Linked DNA regions of Homo sapiens: region 2 is linked to region 1. A link is a contact called in ENCODE Hi-C data. All regions are on one chromosome and are shown on one strand. The core of a region is the stretch at or near the end of the contact, and the rest is flanking DNA. Distances in the headings are between cores, read along the strand shown. Region 1 has its middle 59 kb from the start of ZNF365. Region 2 has its middle 140 kb from the start of NRBF2.

What was found. A loop is a pair of places that touch in the nucleus more often than their neighbours do. Pooled maps may share reads with other maps.
Region 2: a loop to region 1 is called in a pooled map, with 5 times the contacts of the local background. The contact joins two enhancer-like sites. A Hi-C loop is called at or near these places in 1 of 168 maps with a recorded cell type or tissue (B cell), 1 of 37 single-sample maps with no recorded cell type and 11 of 50 pooled maps.

What each region holds. Positions count from the first base shown.
Region 1 is chr10:62,430,764-62,436,162 of GRCh38, forward strand. It overlaps a transcript of ZNF365 not described here. Among named protein-coding and RNA genes, the nearest start is that of ZNF365, 59 kb to the left of the region's middle. Within about 2 kb of position 2,553, at least 7 of the 41 ENCODE cell types and tissues checked have a DNase peak (open chromatin) inside an H3K27ac peak, as active enhancers do.
Region 2 is chr10:62,992,982-62,998,380 of GRCh38, forward strand. No RefSeq gene overlaps it. Among named protein-coding and RNA genes, the nearest start is that of NRBF2, 140 kb to the right of the region's middle. Within about 2 kb of position 2,975, at least 2 of the 41 ENCODE cell types and tissues checked have a DNase peak (open chromatin) inside an H3K27ac peak, as active enhancers do.

The sequences.
Region 1 (5,399 bases), core at 1,303-3,802:
CTTAGCTAACCTGGATAGCTTGCTGGGTGGAATTTCTTTCGTTATTTTTCTTTCTGCTGAACACCAAACATAAGGTACCTGACAAACAAGATGTAATATGACAAATAAGGTGTGTCTTTAGGTGTATTCCTGAATGAGTGGCCATCACACCGATCTTCAAGGAGGTTGTAATAAGGATTAAGAATCTAATACTATCATTTTGTGGCTGTTTATATCTGTCATGCATGGTATAATTATAGTGTTTCCCTTTCAAATGGCTCTTAATGTGTTTAGCCAAAGGGGAAAACCAAAGCAGTTGGTAAAAGTCAAATGCTTCACCATCTGTCTCTATCACATTTCCCTGGTTGTAGTTCCAGCAGCCCTGCCTGGGAGGACTAACTTCTTTTTACAAATAGGTCAAATCTATTAATTTTGGCCAACAGCCCTAGAAGTAAAGAAACACAGTGGCTTTCTCCCCCCTGCTCTTTCTTCCTACTTAAGAAATTCTTATCAAATAATAATGCTAATAGTAAAAACAGTACTTCTCTTGAGGGTCCTTCCAGAATTGTCTATGCAGAAACAAAGTTATGTGTATATAAATATAAACACTTAACAAACTCACACAGAATCATCCTACATACATGCATCCTGTTCTTGTTTCGCTTCATATCATATCCTGAACATTTGCTTATATCAATAAGTAGAGATCTTTCCTCTTATTTTTTTAACAGCAACATAGTCTATGCTGTTAATAGTCTAATGCTGTTAATAGTCTAATGCATAGTCTAATGCATCTTTTTTGACCAGTCTCCTACTGATGGGTCTACCCTATTTTTGATGGTTCCAACCAATGCCACGATGCAGATCTCAGTATATTTCTGGGAGTGAATGTTTATGATGAGCCTCTAGGCAAAAGGGTTTGCACAACAAAATAATCTTTTGTTGACAAAGACAAAGCAAGACAGAGGATGAGCTTCTGGATATAAGAATAGGATAAGAATGGGTATTATTTTAAGAAAGATTTTCCTAAAAACAGCCATCTGATAAGTTCTCCAGTCTGCCATTTTAAGTAGAGAGGTTTAAATAGCATTTGGGTTTTTGTTTGTTTGTTTGTTTGCCTTTTTTTTTTTAAAGTACCCAATGCAAATAGAAACTCCAATAGTGATATTGAGATCCAAAACTGACAAAGGCAGGGTTTGGTATTGAAAGAAGAATGAGAGACCTGAGGTAACTTACAGTTGGTCACAAAAACATACTGTGAGCATGGGCAAATCACTTTTTGGGATCCCAGCTTTCACATCTGTAAAAATAAAGTGTTGGAAGATGTTTAAGCTATTTTTTAGTCTGGTTTACTGTGATTTGTCTGCCACTTGAGACTTCCAGCAGTATTGTTCATGAGTGGATGCAGGTTAAACCTGCAAGCCGTGGCCCTGTGAACATGGGCTCTGGAGGTGAGGGGTCCAGCCTTTGTCCGGATTAGCATTGCTGGGAGCTGAGGGGCAAATAAGATATTTTAGGAGAGCAGTTTTTAGGAGAGCAGTTTCTTGTTTCCCATATTGTCTCCATCATTTGGTCCCAGACATTTTACTCATGTGCTTCAGAAGTAATTTGAGCCAATACTTTGTTAATTCAACCCTGAATTCAATCTTCCATAGCAGGAAGCAACCTTAGGAATGACAGCAGGTCAGGGCTGCTCCTATAGTTTGAGGGACTTCTGTTTTTCTGTCTTGGAGTCTGATTTCCAGGAAGAATTTCACTGAAATGGGTACCTTAGTATTTACAAACCTAGCACAGATGGATTGACCATTGACATTTCCTGGGTTCTTTTTCTAAGCCCCTTACTTAAACAATTAATACCTTGAAATCTTTTAAAAGACCACTGCCTTTTAAGACCATTGTGAGTATATTAATACCTCCATATTTTCAGTTTAGCCTGATGTTGGGTAAAATGTAAATGCACAACAAATGATAGCAACTATTACCATTATTATAATGACAGAAGACGGGCAATTTTGCAAGAGCCAATTAGGATAAGTATCAGGCCCTAAAAGATTTCCAAATATATCAGTAAGATTGATGAAAATCAGGAAGAAGACCACTTCTTTATCTCAAATAATATGAAAAAGTTTCAGTCCCCAGAATATTCTCTTGAAAGCCCTAAAATGTACATGGAGATCTTTCCCAGTAAACCCAAATTAGGCATTAACTCCTCTCACTTTTCATTTATCATGAGATTTAACAAACTTAAGGATTTGTCCACAGCAAAACCACTCCACACTTTGGGTTTTCCCTAAAAACTCAGATTATCAGGGAAATCAAACCAAAAGGAACTTCAAATTCATCCTAGATCATGGACTGTTCCTTGTAGAACCTACTGCTTGATATGAAGTTTGATTTGGATTTGTTTGAACAGGAATAAAAACTGAGGTAAAGGAAAGGCTACAATAACTCCAATAGAAGTAATGAGTTACTAAACAGTTTAATGAGTTTTGGAGGCCCCTGAAATTTGGGTTCCTGAAATGAATTCTCTCAGACAGTAGACAAATGACTCACCAACTTTGGCCATCGAGGCGGGCTGAGTCATCTAAAGTCAGCTGAATCACCTGCTTTCAGCTCTGTTTTATAAGAATTGGGGCTGGCTGGATATTTCTGTCCCTCTGATTGCAAGTATTAAGCATTTAAAAAAACAGAGAATATGATGTCCTTCTTAGGAAAACCACACAAATTGCTCATGCACAGATGGACTGCATTAGTGAAAACAGATTAGTAATTGCTTTTAGTTCCTGATGATGAAAAAGTGGCTCTGAACACCTACCTCGCTGGATTCTTTACTCACCAGATAAACCAAGTGATACTTGATGACGATCCAGATTTGGATTTAAGAAGCAGAAGGTCAACTCCACAGAGCTCCAAGTCAGGTTGAGAGCATCCTGAGATGGCATCGGTAGAGCTTGCCTTTAAATCCTGGACCCCAATCCAGGCCAAACACACATTATGATTGGAGTTAAAAAAAATGTTTTCACAACAAGGAAATATTGAAATAAGTCAGCTAACATTTTCATTTGGAAATACAGAGGAAGTTAAGGCGTTTTGGGGGTGCTTAGTTTCCTTGTGTGTATTTTTATAGTTTTTTAGTGGGATGGAGATTTAGTGGAGGCAGGCTGGTACAAGGGAAAGAATCCAGGTCCAGGAACTGAAGATTCTTAGTGAGCTGTGTGACCCAGATGTACTTTCAGGGCTTTCTCAGACTTAGTTTCTTCTGCTAGTAAATGAAAATGTGTGTGTTAGTGTTTCCTAAACCTGCTTGAACATAAGGATCACCTGGGGCACGTGTTAAAAAAATCTGAATGCACTTGGCCTCACCCAAACCTGTCGGAATCCGAATCAGCAGGGTGAGGCCTGAGAATTGATATTTTAACCAGCACCTTGGGTGATTTTTTTGTTCAGACAAGTTTGGGAAACATTGAATTAGATAATCAGTAAGATATGCTTCGGGTCTAAGATTGCTCAGTGGTGCTTCAACACAGCAAACCTTATTTTTTTTTTCTCCCTGTAAATTGGAGAAACAACAATCAAATGAAAAACAAATCAACTGATGGGTGGAGAGGTTTTGGTGGGGCTAATGTGCAACTTTATCACAATGCTTACAAACGTTTGTGGGTATACTTAACCTCAGGTGCTCAAGGACTGTGTGTTGTCCCTGCTCTAAATTGATACTTCCTCTTAGGAAGGGCCTGAACAATTCATTCATCCTAGAATGAAGAGCCTTCTTGCATTTTCTCTCTGGCATATTAATATAATTAGATGTCGGTGGGACTGAGACTAGCAGGGAAAGCACTGAAAGCAGTCAATGACTTTACCTACTTGGAAGACTGCACGGAACCGGCTCCACTTGAAGTAGGAAAGCCTGCCTCAGAAGGACAGTGAAATAGGACATTTCTCCCCTAAGCAAGGAAGTATACTGGAAATCAGAACAAAATTAGTGTTGTCATTGCAGAGTGCAAGCTCTGGGCAGCCTCCTTAAGCTGTTTTAATCTCTTCTCACAAAGTCATCTGCTAACAAGGGACATTAGAATAACCTCATTCAGAAGAGTGAAAACTCATCAATCATACATTTCTTCTTTTAGTATTCAGTATTATTTATTGAGGAAACTTATTTATTCATGTCTTCAACATTACTTCTTGAATCCTCCCATGCATCAGACACTGTTTCAGACCCTCTGGATACAGCAATGAACAAGATGGGTTCCTGAATGCATGGAGCTTGAATTCCAGAAGCAGAGATAGACAATAAAATCTGACAAATAAATAAGACCATTTCAGAGGGTGGAAAGGGGTATTTTGGAAACTAAATAGAGAAACCAACTTAAAGAATGACTGGCTAATGACAGACTAAGAAAGATCTTAGTTTATAGGACTTGCTGAGATTTGGGAAGGACTATTTAGACATGATCTTCTTCACTCACAGATGAGCATGTGTCTCTGCATTGGTGGGTGAAATAATTGAGGTCCAGGGAGGATAAAGGACTGACGAAGGAAATGGCAAGACCAGCACCCAGGTCTAGCGTTTGGAGGTAAATTTTTTTCTGATAAACTTAACCTTCTGAATAATACTCCCAAGAAGAAGGTTTCATTTTTTGCCTCACACATGCCTGAGATATATTTATCTGAGTCCTTTTGTATTCAACACTAGCTCTGGTTTAAGTGATGAAAAAGGTTAGAGATCTGGAATAGTGCAAGGCTCTCCACCCTAAATGCTGCAGAATGTTAGTAGCCCATTTTCAGGAGATTAAAGGATAACACTCGGCCAATAATAGCAAGATACCATAGACTTTTAATATCATCTGACAAAGACTATGGAAAAATGGCTTGTTCCCAATCAAGGGAGATCTATAATGGCTTGATCATCAGAAATGAAAAATCAATCCCAATTCTCATCCATTCTTTTAGCTACCATGCATATTATTTTTACCATGGATATTTACAGCTACATTTCCATCCAGACTTCTGGCAATGCCTAAATTCTTCCATAACAAGAAAACAAACTCATTTCTTTTAAAAACCAGTCTCTTCCCCATAGGCAAAGTGGATAAACAGCCTACTCAAATTTGATGTCATTATCTGAAATATCTAGCAAAAGACTAGTTGTATAAAAAATGATATTTCAGCATTGGTGCAAAAGAAGGCTACCCATTCTGACAGTTCTGTGGTATTTTGTCCTTTTAACTTAATGCTTGGAATGTAGGATTTCACACCTGAGACTCTTCAAAATTTTTACTTCATGGGTATTTGGTTTTTTTTGTAATACCGTAATACTTTAAGACTGTTACTTTTCTTTCTTATTCAGCCTTACTGATGCACTGGTCTGAACGTCTTTGTGAGTTTCACTTATATATATATAAAGGAGCCACCACCATCTA
Region 2 (5,399 bases), core at 1,725-4,224, 560 kb after region 1:
ATACTAGCAATTTAATGGTGCCACATTTGTATAGTTTCTTTGAAATTTTCATAATCTCATTAATTAAAGAATTGAAGAACATAAAAGGTAAGAGTGAAAAGGCCAAGAAAGAACAAAAGCATAGTGCAAGACTTGAATACTAATTAGATTTACCATCAAGGTATTCTTTCTGGAGTGAAAAATCACTCCAAAACAGCTACTGTGGATCTAATCTGAGAAGCAACTAATAAAGGTCATTGCAACAGTCTTTCCAGGTTTTCCAGAATTTGAGACAGCAAACCTCAAACCCCAAAGTATTTCTCTGGAGAGGTTTTCAGGTTAAACTGGGAACCACAGATAATTAAAGCAAGCTAACTGGTAGACAGTAGCTGCTCTGGCAAATTTACTGCAAGGGCATTCCTTGGCATGCTTGATGTGTTGGCTTCCACAACAGAGAGGCTGGAGGAAGAATCTCTGCTCCCACCTCAGTGTCTTATCTGCACTTTCTCCCCCAGCCCCTACTTAAAAAACAGAGAAGAACCTCACAGTCCTAGCCCTGATTGCTTCAAATTGGTTTAGGAGCTACCATCAAATTGAACATATAGTGGGGTAGGAAGAGGATTTGGGCTAATATTTTATATTTTATGCTTCCCTAGTTTAGCTGGATGTTTTTTTCTTTATTGCTTAAATCAGGGACAGAGCTTAAGCTAGGACAGTGCTTGAAAACACAGATATTTACAGGAGAAAAGCATATAACATCAACACATATAGCAGGCTGGGTGTGAGAAGCACACATCCCACTCAGTCTAGCTTTATTTTCCCACTTTTAATGAAGACTTGAATGTAAGAAATAGATTGTTTTTACCTTAACTCTACTACACAAAAATAACATTCCAAATTCAGTGGTAAATGGCAAATGACACTAGGCGTTAATGTGGGCAGTAGGGAGTGGCAGGGACTGTGGAAAATAGAGCAATAAGCCCATCTAAAGGTGGTAGCCACTGCACACCTGCAGCAGATTGCTGGCATGCTGGAATTCAGGACCCAGGGTCCTGTCTGATGTTTCAAGAGAAGCCAGAAATTTGGGTATGTCCATGTTGGCAATTTATTTTGGTTTTGTTGTTGTTGTTTGCTGTTTTAAACAGCATGGTTCCAATGAACACTGTGTGGACCAAAAAACAAACAAAAAAACCGAAACATAAAACCTGTGTGCAACCTCTGCTTTCAGGTCCCGAGAGGGTAATTAGTTTGGTTTCTTGGCTTTTATTTCCCATCTCTCTCCTACCCCCCAACCCCCAGCCCTCAGCCTTCACCTGTCACTCTCTGCTCACAGCCCTTCATTTTGGCTAAATCTAAATTCAGCACACAACTTTAGGTTCAGTAAAGCTAGGATTTGTTGATTTGTTTTCTCTTTTATTTTTTATTTATTTATTTATTTTGAGACGGAGTCTTGCTCTCTTGCCTAGGTTGGAGTGCAATGGCATGATCTCGGCTTACTGCAACCTCCACCTCCCGGGTTCAAGTGATTCTCCTGCCTTAGCCTCCCGAGTAGCTGGGATTACAGGCGCCCGCCATCAAGCTCAGCTAATTTTTTTTTTTTTTTTTTTTTTTTTTTTCTGAGACGGAGTTTCGCTCTGTCGCCCAGGCTGGAGTGCAGTGGCGCGATCTCGTCTCACTGCAAGCTCCGCCTCCCGGGTTCACGTCTTTCTCCTGCCTCAGCTTCCGGAGTAGCTGGGACTACAGGCGCCCGCCACCACGCCCGGCTAATTTTTCTTTATTTTTAGTAGAGACGGGGTTTCACCATGTTAGCCAGGATGGTCTCGATCTCCTGACCTCATGATCCGCCTGCCTCGGCCTCCCAAAGTTCTGGGATTACAGGCGTGAGCCACCGCGCCCAACCTATAATTTGTTTTCTTAGAGTACACTTCTATTTTTAAAAAAAGTATGTCCTGGTGGGGAGTCTAGCCCACATTGAGTTGAATCCCAGACATACAAAGATAAGTCAACCAAACAATGAAAGAATATTTCATAGCAATAATATTGAAATTTAAACTCCCAGGATCATTCAACATTAGGCATAGAAATTTCCTTCAACATAAAGCCTGCTTCAGTCCACTCCTTTTATATCCGAAGGAATTGAAGCCTAAAGAGATTCAGTGTTTGGGGGTGACTAGAAAAATAGCTAGCTAATCAGGAAAGCGGATCTAAGATCCAAGTCTCCAGTTTTCATTATTAATGTGGTTTTCATTATCTGCTGTTCTGATGATACTATCATTTGATTGGAGACTATATTCACCAAGCTAAAAAGAGTAAAAAGAAGACTATCCTTTGTCAGTCATGCTCATACATTTTGGAATCTATTCTTGGATGGCATATCACAATAGCTACTTAGCTCCAGAGACAACAAACTACCACGTTATTATTATTATTATTATTATTATTATTATTATTATTATATTGTATTCATGTTCACTAAGCATTGAATCCGGGCTTCCTATGTAACCACATTGCTCCTTGCTCTGTGATTGGCAGGGTCTACTGTGCTACACAGAGGAGTGGTACACAAATCAGCATAAGCACATCATGACTCACCGCTGAATACATTTTTTCCTCTGAAATTACTCAATCAGAAGATGATAGTATCTCACCCAAAAATACACAATTAAATCATTGTGAATGGAAAGACAGACTGTAAGCAGAAGGCTGGAGTGATCTCTTGTAGCCACCATTTCTAGCTCTCAAAATCTGGGGTAGATTTGGTCCCAAGTGTCTGAGCCTATGACAAAGGGGTTCTACCCCCCAAATTCTATAGAGTGAGACCATGGTGGTGTAGAAAGAGCAGTGGGCCCTGAGCCAGGAAAGAGCAGTGGCAATGAATATGTCTACTCCGGCATTCAGTTTTCTCCTCTGTGAAGGGATTAAACGAGGTGACTCTGAGAGTCTCCTTCAAGTTTCAGCATCCTCTGCTTCTCCTACCACAGCTAGTGGTAACTGACTTGAGGTTTTCTGATGAAAACACACATACCACCACACACATAATGACATCTTTAGGGAATGACACATCGTATAGGGTTCATTGCTTAAGTGGCCAAGAATATATTCTGGGTTGGGCACAGTGGCTCATGCCTGTAATCCCAGCACTTTGGGAGGCCACGGTGAGCAAATCACTTGAGTCCATGAGTTTGAGACCAGCCCAGGCAATGTGGGAAAACTCTGTCTCTACTAAAAATACAAAAAATTAGCCAGGCATGGTGATGCATGCCTGTAATCCCAGCTACCTGAGAGGCTGAGGTGGCAGAATCACCTGATCCCAGGAGATCGAGGCTGCAGTGAGCCATGATCGTACACTGCACTCCAACCTAGGCAACAGAGTGAGGCCCTGTCTCAAAAAAACAAAAAAAAAAAAAAACAAAAAAAGAAAAGATATAAAATTAATGTATTTTGTCCTGATGTAAAATAATTATCTTTATGTTGTTGTAGCTGCTGCTGTTGTATGCTTAGATATACTTTGATATTGTCTTTATATTTCCAGATATTTGTTTACAAAGTTTTTGGAGTATCTGCCTTTATATTTTGAAAACTTTTGAAAAACACACCCACAAATCTCAGATTTTCTCTTTAACCTTAATCTTTTAGGAGACAGAGAAGCAAAAGAGAAGGAAACACGTGCAATTTCTTGGCTTTTGTCTCAACAGGAAAACCTTTTTCTTTTCTTTTTTTTTAACATCTTAGACTTTTTTTCAAAACAAACATCACAAGGAAGGGAGGAAATCATAGCCAGAGACACTAAAAGGCCAAAACACTGCATTTCCACATCTTGTGATGCTTCTTTAACAATGAGTTGAAGATTGATGCCTTTAGGGATAATGAAGCATGGAACTACCTTTCAGACATACAGTTCCTTTTCAGTTCCTTCTCTGCATGGGCCAGGATATTGGAAAAAAATCAGCAGATTTCCACGTGTTAATGTTCAACCAGGTACAGTGATGGGTATAAAGCACAGAGGGCAAGACAGATCTGTTTGACATGTTCACCACTCCAGCCTATTGAAGAAGGCATGTACTTGCCTTGTATGTTGCCTTGTCTAATTAGCTGCTGAGCTGTTCCCTGGCTCCCTGCTCCTGACTGAGACTTAGCGGGAAAACTGTCACAAGGCATGATGAAGTGGCGCTTGATTGTGCTACAAGATGTCCTGTGGATGCAGTCCAGACTGTTTCGACTAATCATCAACTTTGCAGATTCCAACACCAGGGCTTGTCTGCCAGGGCAAGGGCTTTGCAAAAGTCAGAGTAAATGATCTGTAGCTGCAGAAAGAATATAAGGAATTGCTTTGTTTATATATTTTTTAAAGGACTGACTTCAATAGGCAGCTCCATGAGGGTGCCTCAGGAAAGGGGACCATTTCAAGTCACGTCTCCTCACAGCACCATCCTAGGAACGAGAAGCACCAGCATTTACTATCATTTACACACACACAGATATGTCGCCATGTTAAGTACTAGGTAAATTTTTAGCCATAGCTATATAACTATTCAGTTAACTCCTCCCTTCCATCCCAGCATTATCACTTACTCTGTACCTTTGGACAAGTTACTGTCTTCTCTGAGTCTCGGCGCCCTCATTTGTAAATTATTTTATATGGTTTTTGTGAGTGACTTTTATTTTATTTATTTATTTATTTACTTTTAAATAGAGAAAGGGTTTCACCATGTTGCCCAGGCTGGTCTCGAACTCCTGAACTCAAACAATCCACCTGTCTCGGCCTCCCAAAGCACTGGGATTACAGGTGTGAGCCACCACGTCTGCCTGTGAGTGACTTTTAAAGGGCTTAGAACATAGTAAGTGCTTATTCATGTTACCTGCAGGTATCATTACTATTATGGTGTTTGAGTCCATCATTCTAAAAGTGAATGTGATTTAAAAAAAAAAAAAGCCACCAGTTGATAAGCATCATCTGCACAGTGTAGATTCAAAAGCTAACTACAGGTTACAAACGATAGTTGAGAGTGTATCTTGAATGATCTTCAGAGGGTTGTAATAACAAGGAAGGCTTCTGATGCAGATTTGCAAGGTGAAACAAGAAGAGCAGGCTGTTCCCCCTGTTAGTTAGCACTACCATAACTTGTTGGTGACAAAGGCCATTCCAAGCAGTATTTTTAAAAACAAACACATATGTCCACCACTGGTAAAAATAGACCTGAGTCTATCCATTCTTTAAATTTTGGCTGCCTGTCACTAGCATAAGATTAGTACTAATCATAGAAGAATTACCCCAAGTCAAAACACAGCATTTAGTTCGGAAAACAGAAATAGAGAATGTAAGATCCGGACAGAAACAAAAGCAAATCTAGTCTGCTCTACCCTGGCTCCCATTTTCAAGTGGAGAACCTGAAGCCCAGAAGGGGGACCTGCTCCTTTGT